Linked DNA regions of Mus musculus: all the other regions are linked to region 3. A link is a loop called in an ENCODE intact Hi-C map of the cell type or tissue named here. Cell type or tissue: heart. All regions are shown on one strand. Region 1 overlaps Slc25a45 (solute carrier family 25, member 45). Region 2 has its middle 8.2 kb from the start of Scyl1. Region 3 has its middle 20 kb from the start of Snx32.

Evidence for each region. Peaks named below come from ENCODE experiments on the same cell type or tissue, not always from the same donor. Only the 100,000 strongest peaks of a DNase experiment are listed, where the experiment ranks them.
Region 1: a loop joins it to region 3, with 2.0 times the contacts of the local background. A loop is called at or near these places in 6 of 42 quality-filtered maps.
Region 2: it touches region 3 in a loop (7-fold over the local background); 12 of 42 quality-filtered maps call a loop at or near these places.

Annotation. Positions count from the first base shown.
Region 1 is chr19:5,882,454-5,890,453 of GRCm38, forward strand. It overlaps Slc25a45 (solute carrier family 25, member 45), which reads left to right. Exons shown (of 6, transcript NM_134154.4): 5 at 1,892-2,150; 6 at 2,270-3,315. The coding sequence ends at 2,538. Among named protein-coding and RNA genes, the nearest start is that of Tigd3, 7.7 kb to the right of the region's middle. In heart, a CTCF peak has its summit at 3,623 (motif pointing left); no DNase peak of the experiment used is centred here; H3K27ac peaks cover 1,108 bases.
Region 2 is chr19:5,775,612-5,783,611 of GRCm38, forward strand. No RefSeq gene overlaps it. Among named protein-coding and RNA genes, the nearest start is that of Scyl1, 8.2 kb to the left of the region's middle. In heart, CTCF peaks have their summits at 4,813 and 5,746; no DNase peak of the experiment used is centred here.
Region 3 is chr19:5,526,381-5,534,380 of GRCm38, forward strand. It overlaps the pseudogene Gm31166. Among named protein-coding and RNA genes, the nearest start is that of Snx32, 20 kb to the left of the region's middle. In heart, a CTCF peak has its summit at 3,099 (motif pointing right); a DNase peak (open chromatin) is centred at 3,141; H3K4me3 peaks cover 654 bases; H3K27me3 peaks cover 2,841 bases.

The DNA.
Region 1 (8,000 bases), 360 kb after region 3:
CTGCCCCCCCAAGTGCTGGGATTAAAGGTGTGCGCTACCATGCCTGGCTGCCAATTGTGTTTCAATGAGGACTTGAGAGGAAGGGGCAAGAGCTGAAGGCTTCTGTTGCTACAGACTTTACTTGTGGCCTTGGTTGGGGTTAAGTAACCCTTTAGGCTCCACAGTTCCCAACCCATGAGATGCCCCTGCTTCAGCCCTGGAACTCCAGGTCAGGAGCCCACTCCTAAATGTCTCAGCTCAGCCCTGCTGGCAGGCTCTGGGAGAAACATCAGCCCCATTTTACAAAGGGGCTCCACCCTCTGCTGTAGTAGAAGCATGAAATGTGGCCTGCATCTGCCAGAACCCAGCACCAGTCAGCTGCCAGCCCCTCCACTACCAACCAGGCCTCGAGCTGCACAAGGGTTCACGTGTTTCTAGCCAGACCCAGACACAAGTCAGCTTCAGCCAGGACCCTGCCTCTGCCTCCGCTAAGGCGACAGTATGTGACACTGCCAGCAGCTTTCCTTGATTAAAAAAAAAAAAAAAGTTCATTTTAATTCTAAAATCAAATTTAAATTCTGCCTGTGGAAGCCAGAAAAGGGTGGTGATACCCTGAAACTGGAGTTACAGGCAGTTGGGAGCGATCCCAGATGGGTGCCGGTATCCAGACTCAGGTCCGCTAGACAGTAGTATAAACTCTTATCCACTGAGTCATCTTTTTTCCTTTTGTAGTAAATGTTTTAAAATTAATTATTATTTTATGTGTGTGGACGCTTTGCCTGCATGCATGCATGTGGATCATGTGCATGCCTGGTGCCTACCGGAGTCAGAAGAGGGTGTTGGATCTCCTGCAACTGGAGATACAGATGGCTATACAGAGCCACCATGTAGATGCTGGGAATTGAGTCTAGGTCCTCTGGAGCCTTAGCCAGTGTTCTTAACTGTTGAGCCCCCATCTCTCAGCCCCAGTAGCTGGGCTATTGAGATACTTTCAGTCTGCCGTAGCCCACATTGGCCTGGAGCTCACTGTGTAGCTTTGGCTGGCCTTGAACTCTTTGTAGTTCTTTCTTTGAAGCTTTTAGATTACAGACATGAGACTAGCACACCCAGCCAGAACACCAGTTACAGGCAGGAGCCCCACACATCCAGGTAGAACCTCATTTGAGCTTCAGTAGCCTCTCTTGCTTTGTCTGGAAACAGGGCCTCACTCTGTAGCACTGGCTGGCCTAGAATTTGCTCTGTAGACCAAGCTGGCTTTGAATTCACAGAGATCTGCCTGCCTCTGCCTTCCTAGTGCCGAGATTAAAGATCACCCTGAACAGCTAGCTGCTTGACCTAGTTACATCCCTGACTCCAGCCTCACTGGTATGGTGACCCCCTCTTCTCCACATCCTCTCAGCTCAGTCCAGAGCCACCTCAGATCTCTGTCCTGGCTGCCTATTGCCTACCAAATCCCACCTGTTACCACCATCTCACCCCATCAGCCCTTTGGACAGAGGCGGGGAGGGTGTCCTGGGCTTCAGAGAGGTGTAATGCAGAAGGAAGAGCAACTCTATGATGTTGGGTCTGTTCTGCAGCTTCAGGTCCTCAGTTTCCTGCTGCTGAACCTTTACTGAGCCCCAGCCCCTGCAAACATGTGGTCCTCCCTGCAATCAGGAAGCCCAGGAGCCTAGTCCCACACGTCCTTGAGTGCTTGTGCCTGCTATCTCAGGAGGAGAGTCCAGTGCTGAGCCTATCAGACCTGATAACAAGGGAGGCAGCCTGTTCTCAACTGCACCCAGACAGTTGGCCAAACCCAGCCATGTGGGAGGCTAGGAGCTGATGGCAGGAGTCTCTCTGCCCTGTTGTGATGAAAAGCTGACATTTTTCAAGCCTAAGCCCCACCCAGTCTCCTCCATGTCTTTCTCCACAGGCCTACTGCCTGGCTCCTTTTGACCTCATCAAAGTCCGTCTACAAAACCAGACAGAGCCAAGGATGCAGATATCGAGTTCTATGCCCCGGTACCGGGGGCCTGTGCACTGTGCAGCCTCCATCTTGAGAGAAGAAGGACCCCAGGGACTGTTCAGAGGATCCTGGGCCCTGGTGTTGAGAGACACTCCTACGTTAGGAATGTACTTTGTCACCTATGAAGGGCTATGTCGCCAGTACACACCAGAAGGCCAGAATCCCAGTAAGTGGGGTGAGGTGGGGTGGGGCGGGGGGACAGCATAGGCGACGGAGGGAACTAAAGGAGGGGACTGGAAGATGCTCTGTTCTAGTCTGACTCAACCCTGGCTCCCTCTGTCCCAGGTTCAGCCACAGTTCTGGTGGCAGGGGGCTTTGCAGGCATAGCCTCCTGGATCACAGCCACTCCTTTTGATGTGATCAAGTCCCGGATGCAGATGGATGGGCTGAAGGGAAGAAAGTATGGAGGGATGCTGGACTGCATGGCAAGCAGCTTCCGGCAGGAGGGAATAGGGGTCTTTTTCAAGGGCATGACACTCAACAGCGCCCGTGCCTTTCCGGTCAATGCTGCCACCTTCCTTAGCTATGAATACCTGCTACGCCTGTGGAGATGAGCCTGGCCAGGCGATACTGGCAACTCCACAGCAGAATCATGGCTAATAGCAGCTTGGAAAACCAAGCTAAAGCACCCAGTTTTCCGGTGCAAAAGCACGAGGCACCTTTTATCATCAAGAGAGTTAAGGAGCCAATGTGCAAGAAACCAATGAACAAGAAACCCTGTGCAGACTCCAAGACACACCCCACCTCACCAGACACTTCTGTCCAGGCAGCAGGGGCACGAAGTCCATAAAAATCACCAAGGCCACCATGCCATAGCCACCCCTCTGAAGGAGCACTCAGAGACCAGCCACTGTGCTGGCATCACCCAGCTCTTGAGTTCAAACCACTCCCTGAACAGGAGGATGACTTCTGTCTTCTTCATGTCCAGAATCCTTCAGGGGTTTCCATTACCTTCAGGGAAACCCAGGTCCTAGGCTCCTGGCTGGCCTGCCCCACCAGGTGGCCTTCTCTTGGTTACTTCCTGGTGTAGGCCCTCAAGTCCCAGGAATGCCATGGGTGGTGTCATTGTCCTCCAGTGGCCCACTCTCCTCAAGATCCAGGCAGAGCTCTTCATTTAGGGGTCCTTCCAACCTCATCTGTGCTGATTATGGGGTACCCAAGCACCCCAGCCCTCCTGCCTACCTCAGTCATACCTCTGTGTGCAGTGCTTCATGGTTAGTTTTGTTTTGTTTTTCCTCCTTTGAGTAGTTAGTTTGTGCCAGTCTTGTGCTCAAGGCTGTACTTCTGTCCCTTGAACAGATACATGAAATAAAGTTTCATCTGATGCAGTACTGATGATCCCTTTCTGTCTCTGTTCCCATCCATCACACACAGCTGTGAGCCTTCCAACCCCCATGTCCATGCCCTGGCCCCTCTCCAAGTTGTCTCTTCCTCGATCACATCTTTCCTTACATTTGTCTGATTATCTATCTCAATTGCTAAATTAGATTTTAAAACTGCCTGAGGGGCTGGAGAGATAGCTCAGTGATTAAGATCACTGACTGCTCTTCCAGAGGAACCAGGTTCAAATCCCAACATCCACACGGCAGCCCACTCATCTGTAACTCTGAGGGATCTGATGCCATCTTCTGGCTTATATGGGAATTGCATGCACGTGGAGGCAAAAATACCCATACACACAAAATAATTTAAAAAAATATTTTGAGGGAGGGTTCAAGACAGGATTTCTCCATGAAATCCTGTAGCCATGGCTGTCCTGGAACTCACTCTGTAGTTCAGGCTGGCCTTGCGAGGGAGACCCACCAGACTATGCCTCTTGAGTACTGGAATTAAAGGCATTAACCCAGCATAAAAATATTAAAAACAAAAACCAACAACAATAGGGCTGGAGAGATGGCTCAGCAGGTAAGAGCACTGACTGCTCTTCCAAAGGTCCTGAATTCAAATCCCAGCAACCACATGGTGGCTCACAATCACCCGTAATGAGATCTGATGCCCTCTTCTGGAGTGTCTGAAGACAGCTACAGTGTACTTACATATAATAAATAAATATTTGCCAGCTTATGCCTCCTGAGTGCTGGATCAAATGTGTGTTCCTCCATTGCCTGGGTCTTAGCCAGTTTGGTGTGGTGGTGGTAGTTTGTTTGTTTTTTTTTTAATACTTTTTTTTTTCAAAGATTTATTTAAGTTCAAGGTCAGCCTGGTCTACAGAGTGAGTTCCAGGACAGGACAGTCAGGGCTACACAGAGAAACCCTGTCTCGAAAAACCATAAATAGCTAGCTAGCTAGACTGTATTCTTCCACAGCCTCTTGTTACTTTGAGCTCCTTCCCCACAGCAGAGGATGCCATAGACTTTTGCTCTTGATGATCGCCTTAGCCTACTTCTGCTGAACACATCCGGGTCTGCTGCAAGGATCTGCTCACGCTCTTCTCCCCGAGTTTGTAACTCCCCATCTTTCAGTTCTTGGCTCCTTCAAGACATCTGTTTCCCCCAGCTATGCCAACCAATGGTTCCAAAGCACCTGGAGGGTTTGTTCAAGTATTTTGCTGAGTCAAACCTTAGGGTTTGGGGAGGTTTGGGAGGGTAGGAGGATGTATATTTCCTTAAGGTTCCAGCTGCAGCTGTAGGCCACACACGGAGAACCACTAGACATGTTTTTCATGTCACCCCTCTTTCTTGGTCTGTAATTACACACTCCAAGTGTCTTTTCTGTATGATTCTGAGTATATCTGCCTCTCTAAACCAAGAACTCTGCCTTTAATCTTTAAAATGCCTATAAGCACTTAGGAGGCAGAGGAGGAGAATCTATGTGAGTTCCAGGCTAGCCTGGCCTACAAAAACCCTAAACCATGCATGGAGTAGACTTTACTCCTAGCTCCTTATCATCAAAGCTTAGTGGGCTGTCCAAGAAACAGTTCTGAGAGTCCAGGGACGCAGCTCAGGGGTAGAGTGCTTGTCACACAGAAAGCTCTGGATTGGTCCCCTTATCATGTACACGGGGCATGGTGACACACACCTATAATCCTAGCACTAGGTAGGTGGGGGCAAAAGGTCAGGTCAAGGTTTGTTAGATATCAAGTTCAAAGCCAGAATGGGTTACAAGAGACCATGACTCAGAAAAATAAAGTTTTACAAACATGCTTTAGGCTTGCTAACTGAGCAGGATGTGAGGTAACTTCCTAAAGTCTGAGAAATAGGGGACACGAGGCAAGGCTGTGGGGGTCAGGGCTGCCTCCTGGAGTTTAGCATACTAAACCTTGAATTCTTAGGCCTTGGGGAAACAACTTCTTCTTCTTCTTCTTCTTCTTCTTCTTCTTCTTCTTCTTCTTCTTCTTCTTCTTCTTCTTCTTCTTCTTCTTCTTCTTCTTCTTCTCCCTTTTTTGTTTTTTAAGATTTACTTATTTTATGAATGTGAGTACACTGTTGCTGTCTTCAGACACACCAGAAGAGGGCATCAGATCTCATTACAGATGGTTGTGACCCACCATGTGGTTGCTGGGATTTGAACTCAGGACCTCTGGAAGAAAAGTCAGTGCTCTTACCCACTGAGCCAACTCTCCAGCCTCCCAGCCTCCTCCTCCTTGTTTTTTTTTTGTTTTGTTTTGTTTTGTTTTGTTTTGTTTTTTTGAGACGTGGTTTCTCTGTGTAGCCCTGGCTGTCCAGAGACACTCTGTCACTCTGTCATTCTGTAGACCAGGCTGGCCTCGAACTCAGAAATCCGCCTGCCTCTGCCTCCCGAGTGCCTGGCATATTGCATCATCTTTATGTGCCCCCTTCTATTCAGAAGAAACAATTACACATTTTTCTAGAGATGAGCCACTGAGTGTTCCACAGGTTTAAGTTGGAAAGGTGAAGAATTCCCCAATACCCATGATGAAATGAGCAGAGTACCTAAACATATAGCCCCCTCTCTCCTTTCTTGCTGAGACAGAGTGTTACACCCAGCTCTGAGTAGACATCTTTCATGAAAAAGATACAGATAGCCAGCAAGAGCTGGACAAGGGGCTGGGCCAGGTGTTATGTGCCTTTAATCCCAGTTGGAGGCAAGGGCAGATCTGTGAGTCAAAGGCCAGCCTGGTTTACACAGTGAGTCCCAGGTCAGCAGCGGTACATGATGAGACTCTGCCTCAAAACAAGCACTAAAACCAACCAACCAACAAAAGAGCTGGGCAAGCCTGTACACATCTGTAATCCACCCTTCTGGATACACATCTGTAATCCACCCTTCTGGATACACATCTGTAATCCACCCTTCTGGATACACATCTGTAATCCACCCTTCTGGATACACATCTGTAATCCACCATTCTGGACACTGTCGGCAGACAAAAGTTGAAGGCTAAGGTGGGTTAAACACAAAGACGCAGGAATGTTAAATGACTTTGAGCATTATTAAGAGAAATGAGATGAAAAGTGCGATGGTACATTAATTATGTCACCTCTATTAGAACGGCTGTAATACAAAAGGCAAAAGATGAGCCGTGGAGAGGACCCAATGCTAAGAACACTGCTGCACACCCCTAACTCCATCCCTGGAAACCACAGAGAAATCCTGATGTGCTGGTGTGGATCTATGAACCAGCACTCCTACAGAGAGATGGGGAGCTGTGCTACAGAGACAGTTCATTGTTAGGAGCCTTTGTTGTGCCGGGCATGGTGGTGCATGCCATTAAGCCCAGCACTTGGGAGGGAGAGGCAGGCAGATTTCTAAAACCTTCCAAATCTTAAAAAAAAAAAAAATAAAAAATAAAAAAATAAAAAAAAGATAGAAGACAAAAGCAAAAGAATTTAGTGGTGTTGGTTTCATTGCCAACTGAATGAGTGACTAGCTGATCTGCACCTTATTCTCCTACACGGCACACTTGCATCTGTCCTCTGAGACTTCTCTCTCCACTCACCGGGAGAACACAGTTCAGCAGTTCAGCTCCGAGTGCCACCATAACACTGGCCATGAAACAGACAAGAGCTACAGGGTATCTGCCAATATAAACAAGTTTCCCGTGTAATGAATGACCTGGTCATAGGTCAAAATACTAGACCTCAAATGGCTCCCAGGTAAGTGTTCCATACAGTGTGTGTAATATACCCATACTGCAAACACCTACAGCTAACCACTGCTAACACAGGGTTACTATGTCCAATTTACTGGGGGGATCTCAGAACATCTCACCTCCACATATGCCACACCCAGGGGTGCTCCCTCACCCCCAGTTGGCCCATGCTTACTTCCTTTGGTTTGCTATCCTTTCCACTTTTCTCTCTATTCAGGGCTCCAATATCAAAACTCATCACAGGCTGGTGAGACAGCTCAGCAGGTAAAAGCGCTTCCCACAAAAACCTGGAGACCTGAGTTTGATTCCCAGAACCCACATAGAGGAGAAAGGAGAGAGCCAAGTCCACAAAGCTGTCTTCTGACCTACATTTGTGCATGGTAGCAAGTGTGCACGTGTGTGTGCTTCCCCCACCCCACATAAATAATAAATAAAAATTAAAAAGAAAACCAAGGTTGGGCATGGTGGCATACACAATTTTTTTTTTAAGGATTTATTTATTATATGTAAGTACACTGTAGCTGTCCTCAGACACACCAGAAGAGGGCATCAGATATTATTACGGATGGTTGTGAGCCACCATGTGGTTGCTAGGATTTGAACTGAGGACCTCTGGAAGAGCAGTCAGTGCTCTTAACCACTGAGCCATCTCTCCAGCCCCGATGGCACACACCTTTAATCCCAGCACTCAGAAGGTAGAAGCAGGTGGAACTCCAAGAATTTAAGGCCAGCCTGCTCTACATAGTGAGATCCTGTCTCAAAACCAGAACGCTATCACCATACAAACAACAGCAAAACCAGCTCACCTCTACTGGGTTTCACTGGGCTTTGTAGGGCCAAAGCATTCTGCACTTGCCTGTCATTGCTTTCTGGTCCTGCTTTGCAGGGATGTCACCTTTGCAATCTTGCCACATAGGATATCATGATAAAAGGAACTGTGGTAAAATGAATAAATGGATGAAA
Region 2 (8,000 bases), 250 kb after region 3:
TTGACCTCAAGGATGACATTGACCTCAAGGATGACATTGACCTCAAGGATGACATTGACCTCAAGGATGACATTGACCTCAAGGATGACATTGACCTCAAACATAACACATACCTGGGATGACATTGAACTGCTTCTGACATTTTTATTATATTCATGTCTTTATCCTGAGCATGTGCACGTGTGCATGTGTGTGCATGTGTGAGTTCATGTGTCTCACAGAATGTCTATAGAGATCAGGAGACAACTTGCAGGAGTGGGCTCTCTTGTTTCATATGTGAGTTCTAGGAGTCAAATTAAGCTGATCAGAGTTGGCATCAAATACCTCTGCCCCCCACTCCCCCTGAGCTGTCTCGCCCAGCCAGTCTTCTGGCCCTGTTACCCAAGTAATCACCTGCTAGGGTTACAGGCATGCACCACCAAGCCTGGTTTATTTCATGTTAGGGATTAAATCCAGGTCTTCGCATGAATCCTCTACCATCAGAACCACATCCCTGGTCTATGGAGGTCTTTAAAAGTAAAAGATATAAATTCCAGGCAATGGTGGTGCACACCTTTGGTGCCAGCACTTGGGAAGCAGAGGCAGGTGTAAATCTCTGAGTTCGAGACCAGTTCCAGGACAGCCAGGGCTACACAGAAAAATCTCTGTCCTTTTTTTTGGGGGGGGGGTTGTTTTTTGTTTTTTTGAGACAGGGTTTCTCTGTGTAGCTCTGGCTGTCCTGGAACTCACTCTGTAGACCAGGCTGGCCTCGAACTCAGAAATCCACCTGCCTCTGCCTCCCAAGTGCTGGGATTAAAGGCATGCGTCACCACTGCCTGGCTGAAAAATCTCTGTCTTAAAAAACAAAACAAGGGGCTGGAGAGATGGCTCAGCAGTTAAGAGACTGACTGCTCTTCCAAAGGTCCTGAGTTCAAATCCCAGCAACCACATGGTGGCTCACAACCATCCATAATGAGATCTGATGCCCTCTTCTGGTGTGTCTGAAGACAGCTACAGTGTACTTACATATAATAAATAAATAAATCTTTAAAAATCAATCAAACAAACAAACAAAAGGGGCTGGAGAGATGGCTCAGCGGTTAAGAGCATTAGAGGTCCTGAGTTCAATTCCCAGCACCCACATGGTGGCTCACAACCATCTGTAATGAGATAAGATTCCCTTTTCTGTTATGTAAGAAGATAGTTACAGTGTGCTCATATACATTTAGAAAATATTAAAGCTAAGCAGTGGTGACGCATGCCTTTAATCCCAGCACTTGAGAGGCAGAGGCAGGCAGATTTCTGAGTTTGAGGCCAGCCTGGTCTACAAAGTGAGTTCCAGGACAGCCAGGAATGCACAGAGAAACCCTGTCTCGAAAAAACAAAACAAAACAAAAAACAAAAACAAAAATTTTTTAAAAAGAAAAAGAAAAAAACAAACAAAATAATCAACATTGGAAAATATCCTTTTCAAATGCATATGGGACAGTCCTGAGAACAGTCTGTAAACTATGCACAGAGATAAGCCTGGGTAGGGGGCTGGGTGTGGAGACAAGGATTAGGAAGTCTAGGTCGGGGCTGGTGAGATGGCTCAGTGGGTAAGAGCACCCAGCACCCGACTGCCCTTCCAAAGGTCTGGAGTTCAAATCCCAGCAACCACATGGTGGCTCACAACCATCTGTAACGAGATCTGACTCCCTCTTCTGGAGTATCTGAGGACAGCTACAGTGTACTTACATATAATAAATAAATAATAATAATAATAAAACATTTAAAAAAGGGGGCTGGTGAGGTGGCTCAGTGGTTAGGAGCACCTGACTGCTGTTCCGAAGGTCCTGAGTTCAAATCCCCAGCAACCACATGGTGGCTCACAACCGTCCGTGATGAGATCTGACGCCCTCTTCTGGAGTGTGTGAAGACAGCTACAGTGTGCTTACATTAATAAATAAATAAATCTTTAAAAAAAAAAAAGGAAGTCTAGGTCATCTATCCTCAGCCACATAGTGAGGTCACTTAAACTGTGCTTTGGGGGACCTTGTCTCAACACGTAATAACTCCATAAAGAAGGCAAGCAACAGTTACTGTAGACCTAGTGTGAGCTGCCCTGTCCAAAGGTGTAGAGTTGAACTGGAGGTAGTGATGTGGCTTAGGGACTCACAGTTAAAGCCAACTCTGGAAAGGATGGGGGGAGGGGGGGATGGGACACGGGGACCCCCTGGGCCTTACTGGCAATCCAGGTCCAGCCCTCCAGGCTGGGTGAGGAACCCCAGATGACCTCTGGCCTCCACAAGCATGCACACACATGCGCATACCCTGCCACACCACAAAGTCTACAATAGAAAGGAACTGGGTTTTCTTCCTTTCACTATTAGAGACGAACATCTGAAACATCTTTCCCTCCACTGTTACAGAGCCCAGATGCAGCCACGGCTGAATTCTCTGATGGAGATCCCACACACCCCAGCTATGCACCAAATGAGAGGGAGGCAGGATAGCCTGTCTCTACAGGAAGTCTCTGCAGTCATCTAGGAGGAGTGTCTGGCTGGGTGTCATTTCGCTTCGCTGCTGGGGTGCTTGAGTGGCTCCGGCATGCCATTCAGGGGAGCCGGTACACAGTCAGTAATGGGGTTCCCAGCCCATGGTTTTCCAGATGGGAAACAGTGGATGGAGTCTGCAGTGGAGATTTCTGTTCTCCCAAGTTCCTTGTACCCAGACACCGCTGGGAGTTGGGAATAGGGGTCCCAGGTCCAAGCCTCCCCTCTGGGTGCCCGTGAGCCAGGCAGGAAGGGAAAGCCAGAGCCGGTTTGGTTCCGAATGAGTGCAGAGAGTACAGAGTAACTGACTGAAAGGCAGATGGCCTTCTCTGGGAGATTTAGGCAAGGGCTCTTTACACAAAGGCCTTCCCCACTCCGCCCACCCCCCATGTGGATCCTTGATGAAAAGAAAAGACGGTCTTTGCTCCATCAAAATGACTTCTTTGATGGCCAAGGTAAATGCATACAGCTCAGGAAGGGTGAATCAGGCATTAGATAGCTTTGGCGGGAAGGAGTGCCCAGAAAGGGAAGCTCACTGGCCTAGCTAGATACTTCATTAGCACGGAGGACTCCGGATTTTTATGCTACTGTGAGTTTTCTCAGGTAGGGAGAAGGGTGTTAAGAATCCCTCAGACAAGGTTAGAGAAGGAGAACAACAAGGGAGTCTCCCATTTTGTGCTGAGCTCAGAGGCCATCTGGTCACAGTGGACTTTAAATATCAGAGTTTCCCCACAGAGGAGAAAGCCATGGTGGACAACTGCATACAGTGTCAACATCTGGGTCAAGGAAACAGTAGATGACACTCTCTGCGTGCACCTGGGTTAGCCAAAGGTGGGCAGCTCACCGATACACACCTCACCAATACACACACTCAGACCAGGGAGGCTTTGCCTTTTCTCTGAGCCTGGCCCAGGGAAGGCCTTGCATTTCCATGGCTCTGAAGCACTGGAGTCTTCAACATGGCTGTGCTCATGTCAATGCCGTTCTATACACGCTCAGCCAGGACTTCATCCACTCCCCATGCCAAAGGCCTGGCTACCTTGGGCCTCTGTACTCACATGCAGACTGTTCTAGGCAGCCAGGACTTCTCAAACTGAAACAAAATAATACACTCCTGTAACACAGCTACCTATTATAGATCAGTAACCAGTTCTCTTAACTCGCTGCCAGTCCCCTCTGTGTTCCCAGCCCAGCCACTGAAACCGAGTCTCCCAGCCACTCCTCCCTCAGCTCCCCAACAACTGTTTAACCAGTCTGTCCTCCCAGCTTCCCCAACACCAGCAGCTCCAAGCTATAACGACTGTTCTAGCCTCTCCGCTCAGCTTAGCTTTTCCTGGCTCAACTCCTAATGATATCTTCTGCACCAACTGCCTTCTCTCTCGCTCTGCTAGCTCTGCCCACCCTCCTCAGCCTCAGCTGACTTTTTTATATCTCAATAAATATAAGCATCAACCAACACTGAAAGCCATTAAATCAAAGCAGCTCTAACAGCTAAGAAGTCTTTATATATATATAGATAGATATAGATAGATAGATAGATAGATAGATAGATAGATTTATTTATTTTACTTATGTGAGTACACTGTTGCTCTCTTCAGACATTCCAGAAGAGGGCATCAGATCCCATTACAGATGGTTGCTGGGAATTGAACTCGGGACCTCTGGAAGAGCAGAGGCTCTTAACCAGTGAGCCATCTCTCCAGCCCAAGCTATGAATTCTTTGTCTTTCTTTCTTTCTTTCTTTCTTTCTTTCTTTCTTTCTTTCTTTCTTTCTCTCTCTCTCTCTCTCTCTCTCTATATATATATATATATATATATATATATATTCATTTATTTATTTATTTATTTGTTTTTCGAGACAGGGTTTCTCTGTATAGCCCTAGCTATCCTGGAACTCACTTTGTAGACCAGGCTGGCCTCGAACTCAGAAATCCGCCTGCCTCTGCCTCCCGAGTGCTGGGATTAAAGGAAGCTTCGGTGGGGAAAGGGGGCACTCTGTCACCTAATGACAAGACTTGCAAGATCTAAACAGACACCAAAGTGTAGCCTGGGAAGGACCGGAAGTGGCTAAACTGCAGTCCAGAGAGCAGTCAGGACTGACTACAAGTGGCCTTTGGCTAGGCCTGGGCAGGGGCGATGGGCTTCCAGAGCGGAGGGAAAGGCAGGTGTGAAGTGGAACTGGAGGGACGGCATGGCGGGAAGAACACTTTCTGCTCTCCCAGAGAACAGTGGGATTTCCAGCAACCACTTCAGATGCTTCACAAATCACTGAAATCCCTGCTCCTGGGGTTCCATTGCCCTCCTCCGGCCTCTGAGGGCATTGCATTTACACACTGCATAAAACCAGAGACACGTGAATGTAAATACTGAATCTTTAATTTTTTTGTTTGTTTGTTTTTGTTTTTGTTTTTGAGACAGGGTTTCTCTGTGTTGCCCTGGCTGTCCTGGAACTCACTTTGTAGACCAGGCTGGCCTCGAACTCAGAAATCTGCCTGCCTCTGCCTCCCAAGTGCTGGGATTAAAGGTGTGCGCCACCACGCCCGGCTGAATCTTTAATTTTAAAAAAAGAAAATAAAAAAAGAAAGATCCAGGGCTGAAAAGGTAGCTCAGTGGTTAAGAGCACTGACTGCTCTTCCGAAGGTCCTGAGTTCAAATCCCAGCAACCACATGATGGCTCACAACCATCTGTAATAAGATCTGATGCCTTCTTCTGGTGTGTCTGAAGACAGTGACAGTGTACAATACATAATAGAAAGAAAGAGAGAGAGAGAGAGAGAAAGAAAGAAAGAGAGAAAGAAAGAAAAGAGAGACCCAGGTATAGCCCTGGCTGTCCTGGAACTCACTCTGTAGACCAGGCTGGCCTCGAACTCAGAAATCCACCTGCCTCTGCCTCCCAAGAGCTGGGATTAAAGGCAAGCGCCACCACTGCCCGGCTCAATTATATGCATCTTTAATCCTTCCTTTAATCAAGAGATAAAGGTAGGTGGATCTCCATGAGTTTGAGGTTAGCCTGATCTACATAGAAGTTCTAAGCTAGCCTGGTCTACATAGTCAGGCCATGTCGCAAAACAAATACATTTTTTTTTTTTTAAAGATTTATTTATTTATTATATGTAAGTACATTGTAGCTGTCTTCAGACACTCCAGAAGAGGGCGCCAGATCTCGTTACGGATGGTTGTGAGCCACCATGTGGTTGCTGGGATTTGAACTCTGGACCTTCGGAAGAGCAGTCGGGTGCTCTTACCCACTGAGCCATCTCACCAGCCCAAACAAATACATTTTAAATTTTTTAAATAAAAAGGAAGAAAATAAAGCGAATTACAAAGGAGCTATTTGAATGGTGTCACAACAAAGAAATGACTGAAGTATTGAATATTGCTGAATAATATACCCCTATATCAACTAGAGCACTAGTAGACACAGGCGGAAGGATATCCTGCTAAAGCAAAGCGTTCCTTCAGGAGCCTGCCGTAGCCTTTCACCTGTGTGCTTCAAGGAAACATTCCTTCACGTGTTTGCCCACAACAAAACACCATCCAACAGAAGTGACTTTCCAAAGAGCCCTCAAGTTTCCACTTCAGTGGTGCCTCTGAAGGGGCCCTGCCAGCTCGCAAACCTGGCTCTGGCAGGCCTTGCCCTCCTCCGCTCTCCCTCTTTCTTGCTAAAAACCTTAGATTGCATTCTTCAGATAGCCACCAAGGTCTCCCCTGACCCCACTTTGGCTACTTCCTCCTCCTGACTACCAAGGTCAACCATCAAAGTATTCAAGTCCAAATAGCACAAGCCCTGCTTGCCTATTAACTATTAACGTGCCCACTCAAAATTAAACACCTCAGCCTACCTCAGGGTTCTCCATCTTACCTTTATAAACCATCAGTTGTCTATAGGCCACATCTGTCTCCACTCTATCCAGAGGCCTTCCTCCCTGTACCTCAGAAAAAATACCCTTTTCTCCTCTCCCTTGTTTGCTCCTTCCTTGTCCTCTGTCTCTTGTCTTTGTCCTGTATCCCTGCCCTTTGTCTGCCTGGGACAGATGAGTCTGCTTTGTGCTGACAACTTGGTCCTGACACCTCCTCCTCCAGAAGTCTCAGGAGCCCACATAGGGCCCTAAGCTGACATCTAAGCACCAACAGTCATGAGCCATCACTATGCTGACATGCTGAGAGCATCTGGGCTCAACTTAGCTCAGAGACAGCTGGTGGTATGTCACACCATTAGGAGAGAGGAAGTGGACTCACCCTATTGGGACCTGGCTGTCATGTAGATAAAGGTCACAGTGATCTCCATCTGGCTTGGATCCGCATGGGCAGAAACAGGTTAGCACTGTGTGTTTGTCTCTCATTTGCCCTGGCCCATAGACACCTGAGATTTGGGTGGCCTATCTAAACTTCAAGGTGGGCTAGCCTGGGAACCTGATGACTCCCAAGCTTCCCAGCATCTTTTCTTTTTCTTTTTTTTTTTTTTTTTTTTTTTTTTGGTTTTTCGAGACAGGGTTTCTCTGTGTAGCCCTGGCTGTCCTGGCACTCACTTTGTAGACCAGGCTGGCCTCGAACTCAGAAATTCGCCTGCCTCTGCCTCCCGAGTGCTGGGATTAAAGGCGTGTGCCACCACGCCCGGCCCCAGCATCTTTTCTGAGACGGGGAGAGGTGGCACCCTCATCCCATGCCCTGTCTCCACATCCTTTAATTTACTTACTCTTTAATATTTAATAAATAGCTTTATGTATATTAAATATTTTATATGCACAATTAATTTGAGTGTAAATGTGTGTTTGTATGTGTGTAGACACAAGTGCCACTGTATGTATGGAAACCTTCAAGAGTTAGTCTCTCCTTCTTTCATCAGGGGCCCAGGGATTGAACTCGTCATCAGGAATAGCAGCGAGCACCTTTCTGCCACTGAGCCACCTTGCTGGCCTTTCACATCTCTCTTCTTGGATATCTGAAACTCTTGTCCTCTGAGTATGACACGGCTGTTACCATCTTGAAACCAAGGAACTGTGATTCCTTAGGCTGGTGAGATGGCTCAGTCAACACACTTGTCATCAGGCTTGAGTTTAGTCCCCTAGACTCACAGAGGGGAGTGACCCAGCTCAGGCAGCCAGCAGGATCTCCAGGGAGGGAGCAAGGATTGGAAGGAAAAAGACAATTAGACACCACTGTAGCGGGACCCCAGCCAGTGCCGAGGCTGGGGCAGGGTTATGTTTTCCCTGTCTGCTTTTATACGATTTTAAGTGCATGCAAATAATAAGGTCAATTCTAGGTTAACAAACAAACAAGGCAATAAACACAAATAGTCACAGAACAAGCAAGGCGATAAATAAAGTCGTGTGATCACTGTTTCTAAGGGCTTATCAGGATGTCCAAGATTTTAGAAAAAATAGCTCACTCCTCAGCTGAGTTTACCTTGAGTTTTGTACTAGACCAAATGTGTATTTTTTTTTAAGATTTATTTATTATTATATGTGAGTACACTGTAGCTGACTT
Region 3 (8,000 bases):
ATTCTGCTTAAATCATTGTGAGCAACATCAGGCTGGGGAGTTGGCTCACTGGTTAAAAACAGAGGCAGGCAGATCTCTGAGTTCAAGGACAGCCTGGTCTACAGAGTGAGTTAAGGACAGCAAGGGCCACACAGAGAATGTCTTGAAAAACAAAACAAAACAACCCAAAGAACACTTGCTGCTTCTGCCGAGGACTTGAGTTTGGTTCCCAGCACCCACATGGTGACTCACAACTGTTTGCAGTTCCAGTTCCAGGGGTCTGACACCTTCTCCACATCTCCTTGTATACTAGGCATATGTGATGCACATAGACAGGGCAGGCAGCCAGCCACACATGTCACATAAAAGAAAAACATTTTGCATTTAAATCCTAGCACTTAGGAGGCAGACGCAGGCAAATGCTTGTGAGTTTGAGGCCAGGCTGGTCTACAAGTTAAGCAGAAATAGGACAGCCAAGGCTACATAAAGAGACTATGCCTTAAAACCAAACCAAACCAAAGCAATTAAAAACAAAACAAAACAAAACAAAGAATCAAGCAGCCTAAAGGCAGGTGACAACAGGAAGAAGATTGTTCTTAGGTAGGTTATTATTATTAATTTTATTTATATGAATACACTGTCACTGACTTCAGACACACCAGAAGAGGACGTCAGATCTATTACAGATGGTTGTGAGCCTCCATGTGGTTGCTGGGAATTGAACTCAGGACCTCTGGAAGAGCAGTCAGTGCTCTTAACCGCTGAACCGTCTCTCTAGTCCAGGAAGATCTTTTTGATGAATTGATATAGAGCAGACTGAGAAAGAAGTAGGGGCAGTGGGCACAGAGCTTTTGACAGGATGTGTGTCCAGGCCCACTGGGATTATCTATGGTGTCATCTATTCCCGTGTGCACTTGTGGCTTGCTGGAGGGGATCTCTTCAGTAAACCATGTGTGTAAACCACAAGGCGCATGAGAGTCGTGCTCTGCGTGCCAACTTACTCAGGATTTGTACTGTTTACCGATCAATGATCATAATTATTACGTTACAATCATGTCCTTTCATTTTTCATTATTGAGTTGGGATTCATATAACTATAATTAGATTGTAAAGTTGCAGTCTAGTGGCGTTTACTGCATTTGCTATGTTGTGAAACCAGCACCTCGTGGGTTCAGAATGTGTTTCAGACTCTCGTTCAAAATGAAAGGCCCTCCTGCTTGCGTTTGTTGCTTGTTCTGAGAGTGAACCTAAGGCATCACACATGCTGTCCAGGTGCTCAGCTGCGAAGATGCCTCCCCGCCCCATATTAAAATGTATTACTAGTGTGTATGTTTACACATGTGGACGTGAGCGGACATTATGTGTGCCACAGCCTGTGTGTGTTGTAGTGCTCATGTGGAAGTCAGATGCCGACTTTAGGAGTCAGTTCTTCCTTTCCACTGTGGTTGTCAGGAACCAAAGACTGAATTCAGGCTCTCAGGCTTGTTCAACTAGAGCTGAGCCATCCCCTCAGCCCTTCATGGTGCTGTGTGAGACAGGGTCTCACCATGTAGCTCTGGCCGGCCTAGAACTCACTGTGTAGACCAGGCTGACCTCACAGAGTCCTCCCTGCTTCAGCCTTTCAAGTGCAGGAATTAAGAACATACGTCACCATGCCACCTCTCCTAAAATAGAGTCCCTCTTCCCGAGCTGTCTGACCTTGTTATTTCCATTTCCGGCTGTTGTATACCAGTTCCTATGATTGATTCATCTATGCGTTGATTCAATAGGTATTACCAAGCACCTACATACAAGTACACCACTGAGTACTGTACTATGGTAGGTAGGTGCTAAGGATACAGTAATATGTTTACCCAGGGAACAGAGAGGCTAGTAGGAGTTTTATACACTGAGCATATAATCAACAGCAGATTAATTTATGTCGGACTTGTCGGAAAGGCTGTTCGGAGCCTAGGGATGTAGCTTGGCTGACTGTTTGCCCAGCAAGCGTGAAGCCCTTGGTTTAATTCCCACACTGGTAAACTAAGTGTGGTAAAGCATGCCTGTAATCGCAGTACTTAGGAGGTGGACACAGGAGGACGAGTGGTTTAAAGTCGTAATTGGCCACATAGCAAGGTCAGCCTGGAATACCTGAAATCCTGGGAAAGGAGGAAGGAAAGGAACGAGGAAGGAAGAAGAGAGGGAAAGAAGAAGTATTTACTCGTGAAAGCTGGTCAAATGGCTCAGGAGGTAAAGTTTTTGTTCCTGAAACTCACACAGGGGAAGGAGTCAGCTGATTCCTCCAGAGCTGCATCAGAGAGCCAGTGAGCCCCACACGCCTTCCCCTTCCCACACAATAAATAATGTGATACAATTTATTTTGTACTTCAGATTTTATTTTATGTGCATGGGTATTTTTGCCTCCATGTTTGTCTGTGCACTGTGAGAGTGCCTGGTGCCCATGGAGGCCAGAAGAGGGCATCTGATGTTTGGGAATTGGAGTTACAGATGGTCATGAGCCACCTTGTGGGTTCTGGGAACGAAACCTGGGTTCTCCGCAAGAGCAACAAGTGTTCTTAACTGATGGTTCATCTGTCCAGATTTTTTAAAAAATTAAAAAATTTTAAAGACCACGAATACTTGTGAACTGGCATGGTGGTGCAGGCTTGTGACCCCAGCTACCTAGGAGACTGATGTAGGATGAGGTCCAGATCTTCCTGTCTCGAAGAGAAGAAGGAAGTTGGGGGTTTAGCTCAGCCAGACTGCTCACCTAACATTTGCTAGCCCTGAGCCCAAACCTCAGTATGGAAGAGGTGGAGGTGGAGGTCAGATAGTGAACAAGACAGCGGAAATTCTTATAGGGTCAAAGATCTTCCAAGGAACTGAGCAGGACCACATGAGGGTGGAAGCAGAAAGTCACCAGTAAAAGAGCATTTCATTTGCTACTCGAGAACAGCTCAGACAGTAGTGTGACCACCGTGACCATTTTATAGATGCTTCCCACCTCCCCCACTCCCTGCCCCCAGCAGATTTCTGCCTAACACACCTTATTTTCTGAGGCCTGATTGAGGTGGAAAGGGTTCTTGTCCAGCAGAGGGCAGGATGAGAAGGAAAACGGCAGGCGCTCAGGGTCAGCCCAGCATCAGTCTAGCCGCAGGTGTAGTCGCAATCGACCAGCAGAGGGCGCCGCGGAACCGTCTTGGCTCTACCAAATGTGCCCTGGTCCCTACCCCACCACACCCACTGGGACTCCAGTACTCCTGACCCAGCAAGCTTTCAGCGCCCTGGGGCTTTTCCTTGCACGCTAGTGCCCTCTTTTGTTTTCCTAGCCGCTTGTTCCTTAATCAAACTGTGGAATAACAAACCAGGGCAAGTCACTGAAGTTAACTTCAAACAGCGAGCCAGTGACCACAGACACATGGACCTGTCTCATCCAGTTCTCGTGCCGGGTCCCCAGGCAAGCAGCCATACAGAGTGCCAGCTGGTTGTTGCCTCTGTGCCACGGCTGCACGTCCCTCATGTAGGCACAATCTTGGGTTTCTTCAGGCAGGGTGACCTGGCAGGTCTGCCCCACCCACAGCTGGTTTCGCTTTCCTAATGTTAGAAGTGCCTCTAACTGAGGGAGGGTGGCGGAACAGGTTTCAGCATTTTCCCTATTTTTTTTTTTTTAATATGCTTATTTGCTTAAGATTTCTTTCTGGTGAGTTCTCCCCCTTCTCAAGAGATGCCCAGAGCGCCCTCTTTGGCATTTGTCCAAAGTCCAGGTTCTAATAGCTTTCAGCTAGTTTAATTTTAACCATAAAGCCGTCTTTTGGAATAATTACTTTTTAATCCGGAAAGAGCCAGTTTGATACAAGACTGTAAGACGTTCCTCCTGCTCAGAGCTAGCAGATGTAGAGGAATATTCATTTCCTGCAAGTGCGTCTCCTAAGTGAGGGAGCTGATGGGTGTGAGAATGGAAAGTGGAGAGAAATTGATTGGGTTTAACTGTTTCAATGTCTGCTTTAATGAACTTGGTGTCTAAGGAGAATAAGCTGGAACGAGAGCGGGGAGAGACAATATAAAGACCTTTGTGCTGATCTGCAGGTGGCAAAGTGGCCTATTCTCAGAGTTGTCCTGTGCACAAGCAGATACGCTCTGATTTCTGGGACAGTCTCTGCTTCTCAGACAGAAGACACAATGGCCTTTGTTAGATCATCTATTGGTTGTCAATTCTAAAACCGTAGGCATCTAAGAGACCTGTCAGCAGCCACCGGCCTTTTCTCCTTCGGACTGGCCCAGCAAGGGCGGGCCATCAGCGACGAGAGTCCCCAGAGTGCTCCACGCTAGCTGGATCCCATTTCTTTCCTTATGGCCCCAGTCCTTTGTAATAATTACTTGTGTTTATGAAACCTTAAAGGATTTTTGATGTATCAGGGTAGAAATCCGTCTTCCTTTTTGTTGTTGAGGTAGCAAGCTTTTTATTTGGCAATAAAAGACAAATCAAAGGTGAGAATGAGAGGAGAGGGAGCTGTGTGTGGTGGGGACCGTCTGGAGAGAGTCCTGCTGAGGCAAGCGGGCTTGGGAGAACACTGTTACAGAAATCAACTTTACTGTCGCCCATGCTGGGCTTGCTCGTGTCCAGGGCTCTCGTGGCAGCACTGGGTGAGAGGGAGAGGATAAAGGAAGCCTTAGCACATGTTACCAATGGCAAGTCTTGAGCCAAAATCAAGGCTCTCCTAATCTAGTTGGAGCTGGGCCTTTTGGGGTTAAGAGTAAATCGTATGTGTATAGTCTCAGCTCCAGAGAGGTGGAGACAATTAGATTAGGAGTTCAAGGCCATCCTTGGCTATATAGGGAGTTTGAGATCAGCCTGGGTTACATGCGATTCTATTTTGAAAAAATAACCAAGCAGTCCCTCCCCAAAATAAGGGCAGATGCCAGAAGCCAGTGTGGACTGTGGATCCCAACACGCTGAGAGACAGCACCTGTAGTGGTTTTACGTGTATTCGATGTCTACAAACAGAACAATCCACCCATTAATCCATCTGTCCTAAGATGGAACAAGTCAGAGCCTGGTGCTCTCCTCTGACTGGGAAAGAATGGGAGAAGGCTATGTGTGAGTGTCACACATTCAAAAAACTTATGCTATGAGGATGAGTCGGAAGGAAGGCAGTAGGTGCACTAGTCTGGATTTCAATCGTTTCTTTTCTGTCCTTTAGTTCCTAAGACTTCCAGACCAGACCTGCTCGACAGGCGTTCTCCTGACAGCCTTCCACACTGGCACCTGGGCTCTTACATCACAGAGCACCCGTTCCTGAGGCCTTCCTCTGAATCAAAGGTAGGGGTTGAGTTGGCACTCTCTCCTGGAGGGGCTGTTGTTGGGAGGAGGGGACACAGGTTCTAGTTGCCTGGCTCATGGAGTCATGCCATCTTGCAGAAGAGACCAATGTGATTCAACTGGACCAGGGGTGGGGTGAGGAACTTTTGTGTCAAGAATTCTTAGCATGTTCTGATGGCTTTCCAAAATCCAGTACACATGAGATTAGAACTTCTCTTTTTTTTTTAGATTTATTTATTTATTATACATAAGTACACTGTAGCTGTCTTCAGACACACCAGAAGAGGACGTCAGATCTCATTACAGATGGTTGTGAGCCACCATGTGGTTGCTGGGATTTGAACTCATGACCTTCGGAAAAGCAGTCAGTGCTCTTACCCGCTGAGCCATCTCACCAGCCCTAGAACTTCTCTTTATCAAATAATTAATTGTGTGTGTGTGTGTGTGTGTGTGTGTGTGTGTGTGTGTGTGTGTGTGTGTGTTGGGCAGAGGAAAACATGCAGGAATCCATGTCTCTCCTTGAACCATTATTGGGGCAGATGCCACAAGTCTTGGACTATCAGGGTGGGTTTAGACAGGGTAAAGAATCCACTTGGGGTTTGAGAAATTGGACTGTTGGACGATTGAGACATTCCCTGTCAGTGCTCAAATCCTGGAGAGGAAGGAATGGAGCCAAAGTCTCAAATCAGTACCTGTAGCTGACCTAATTATAATGTTGCCTGACTGTTTAATTAGTAGATAGCTGTATGGTGTGGGACAGCAAGGTCACCCAGAGCTCTGAACAGTAGCAACACTGTCCCAGGGCTCTGGAAAAGGTGAACGAAGTGTTCAGCCGGAGGATCGCTCTGTCTCAGCTTCCAGGTTAGCGTGGATCAGAAGTTGGGGGAGGCAGAGAAGCAGACCCAGATTTTAGGTCTGGGGGGAAATGCAAGGATCAGGAAATCCAACGGTGGCCAGGGAAGCCACAGACGAGTTGCCTCACCCACTGCAGCCTCAAGAGCAGCCCCAGAGTCTGTGACAAACTCAGGTCACGTGTGGAGCAGTTGCTATGGGGTGTTTCCTGCCTTAGACTTACCCTGTCAGCAGGATGCTACACACCTCGATGCAGCTCTTACCACTTAGAAATAGTGCCAACAGGAAACACTGGGAATGAACATCAAGGTGGCTTATACTAGAGCTCCCTGTCAGGATCGGAGAGCCTGGGGGAGCCGATGAGCCTACTAGACACGCTCTTCTCAAGTGAGAGGGTAGTGGGTGGGCATGTGAGAGCCTCTTGGGCAGGTGAAGGAGGGGGAAGGGAGGGCTAAGGCACCAGCAGACAACTCCTTGTCCAGTGTCATTTTCTCCTTCACAAACATCGGAGGTTCGATTGTCTGGGCCAGTCAGCTAACTGGGCAGCAGAGTAAGCTGAGGCTGGAGGCAGTGGTCAGGGCTGAGCGCGGCACACGGTAGGCACTTTGATGCTGAGATGCTTGAACCCCAGACCTCACTATAAGATGTGAAGAGTCACTCCAAGTTTATAAGCTTGTTAAACAACTCGTATTTTTGACTGGCTACATGTTTGGCTTAGCAAAAATACACAGAGTGCTTCAAGCCACACCTAACCCTTCTCAGAGCTCTTGGCCAGCAGTTTCTTCTAATTACTCCAGTGAGCGTCTCTGTTATTTACAGTTCATAGAAGACAGGGCGGAGTGACTTCTAGCTTGGTATCTTTTGGGCCACAGGATGGAGGAGTGGTTCAAGTTCAGCTTGACATCAGTCTGAACCATAGAGACTGCTGGAGTTGAAGGTTGAACTCTACGCTACACACACACACACACACATTCACACATACACATTTGCACATACACATTCACATACACACAACTCACACACACACATTCACACATACACTCACACATTCACACATACTCACACATTCACACATACTCACACATTCACACAGACACACACACACACACACACACACACACACACGCCCACGCACACATACAATTCCATGTTGTCTTTGGCTGTGGCACCAAGAACAGGACTTTATTTGTACTCCGTCCTTGCCTTACAGTAACAGGTGGCTGGCTCACCCATTCCTTCTGGTTTTCTAAACCAATTAACTGTGTGTGAGGATGTGGGTGTGTAGCTGTGGGCAAGTGTGCTACAGCACAGATGTGGAGGCCAGAGGACTATTGCCAGGGGCAGTGAGTCCCAAGGACAGAACTCCAGTGATCAGGCAGCAAAGGCCTTTCCCCGGGAGCCTTCTACTTATTTATTTGTATTATTTAATAAGTACACCATAATTAGTATATATATTTATATAATGTTATTTATGTATTTAGACAGAGTCTTCCTCTGTAACTCAAGTTGGCCTTAAATTCACTATGTAGTCAGGCTGACTTGCTATCTTGGTGATTTTTCTGGCCCAGCCTCCCGAGCACTGAGATCATATGCATGCGTATCCATTCCTACATTTCCCCTCCCTCCTTCCATCCCTTCCTTCCTCCCTTCCTCTTTCTTTCCCCTCTCTTCCTTTCTCTTGCATCCTTCCTTCCTCCCTTCTAACCTCCCCTTCTCTCTTCTAGCCTCCCTTCCTTTCTATGGAGTCGTATGCAGCCCAGACTGACCTCAGACTCACTATGTAGCGAGGGCTGACCCTCAGCTTCTGAGCCTCCTGACTCTCCCGGTCAAGTACTGAGATTATAGGCATGAACTCTTATGTACAGGTTTA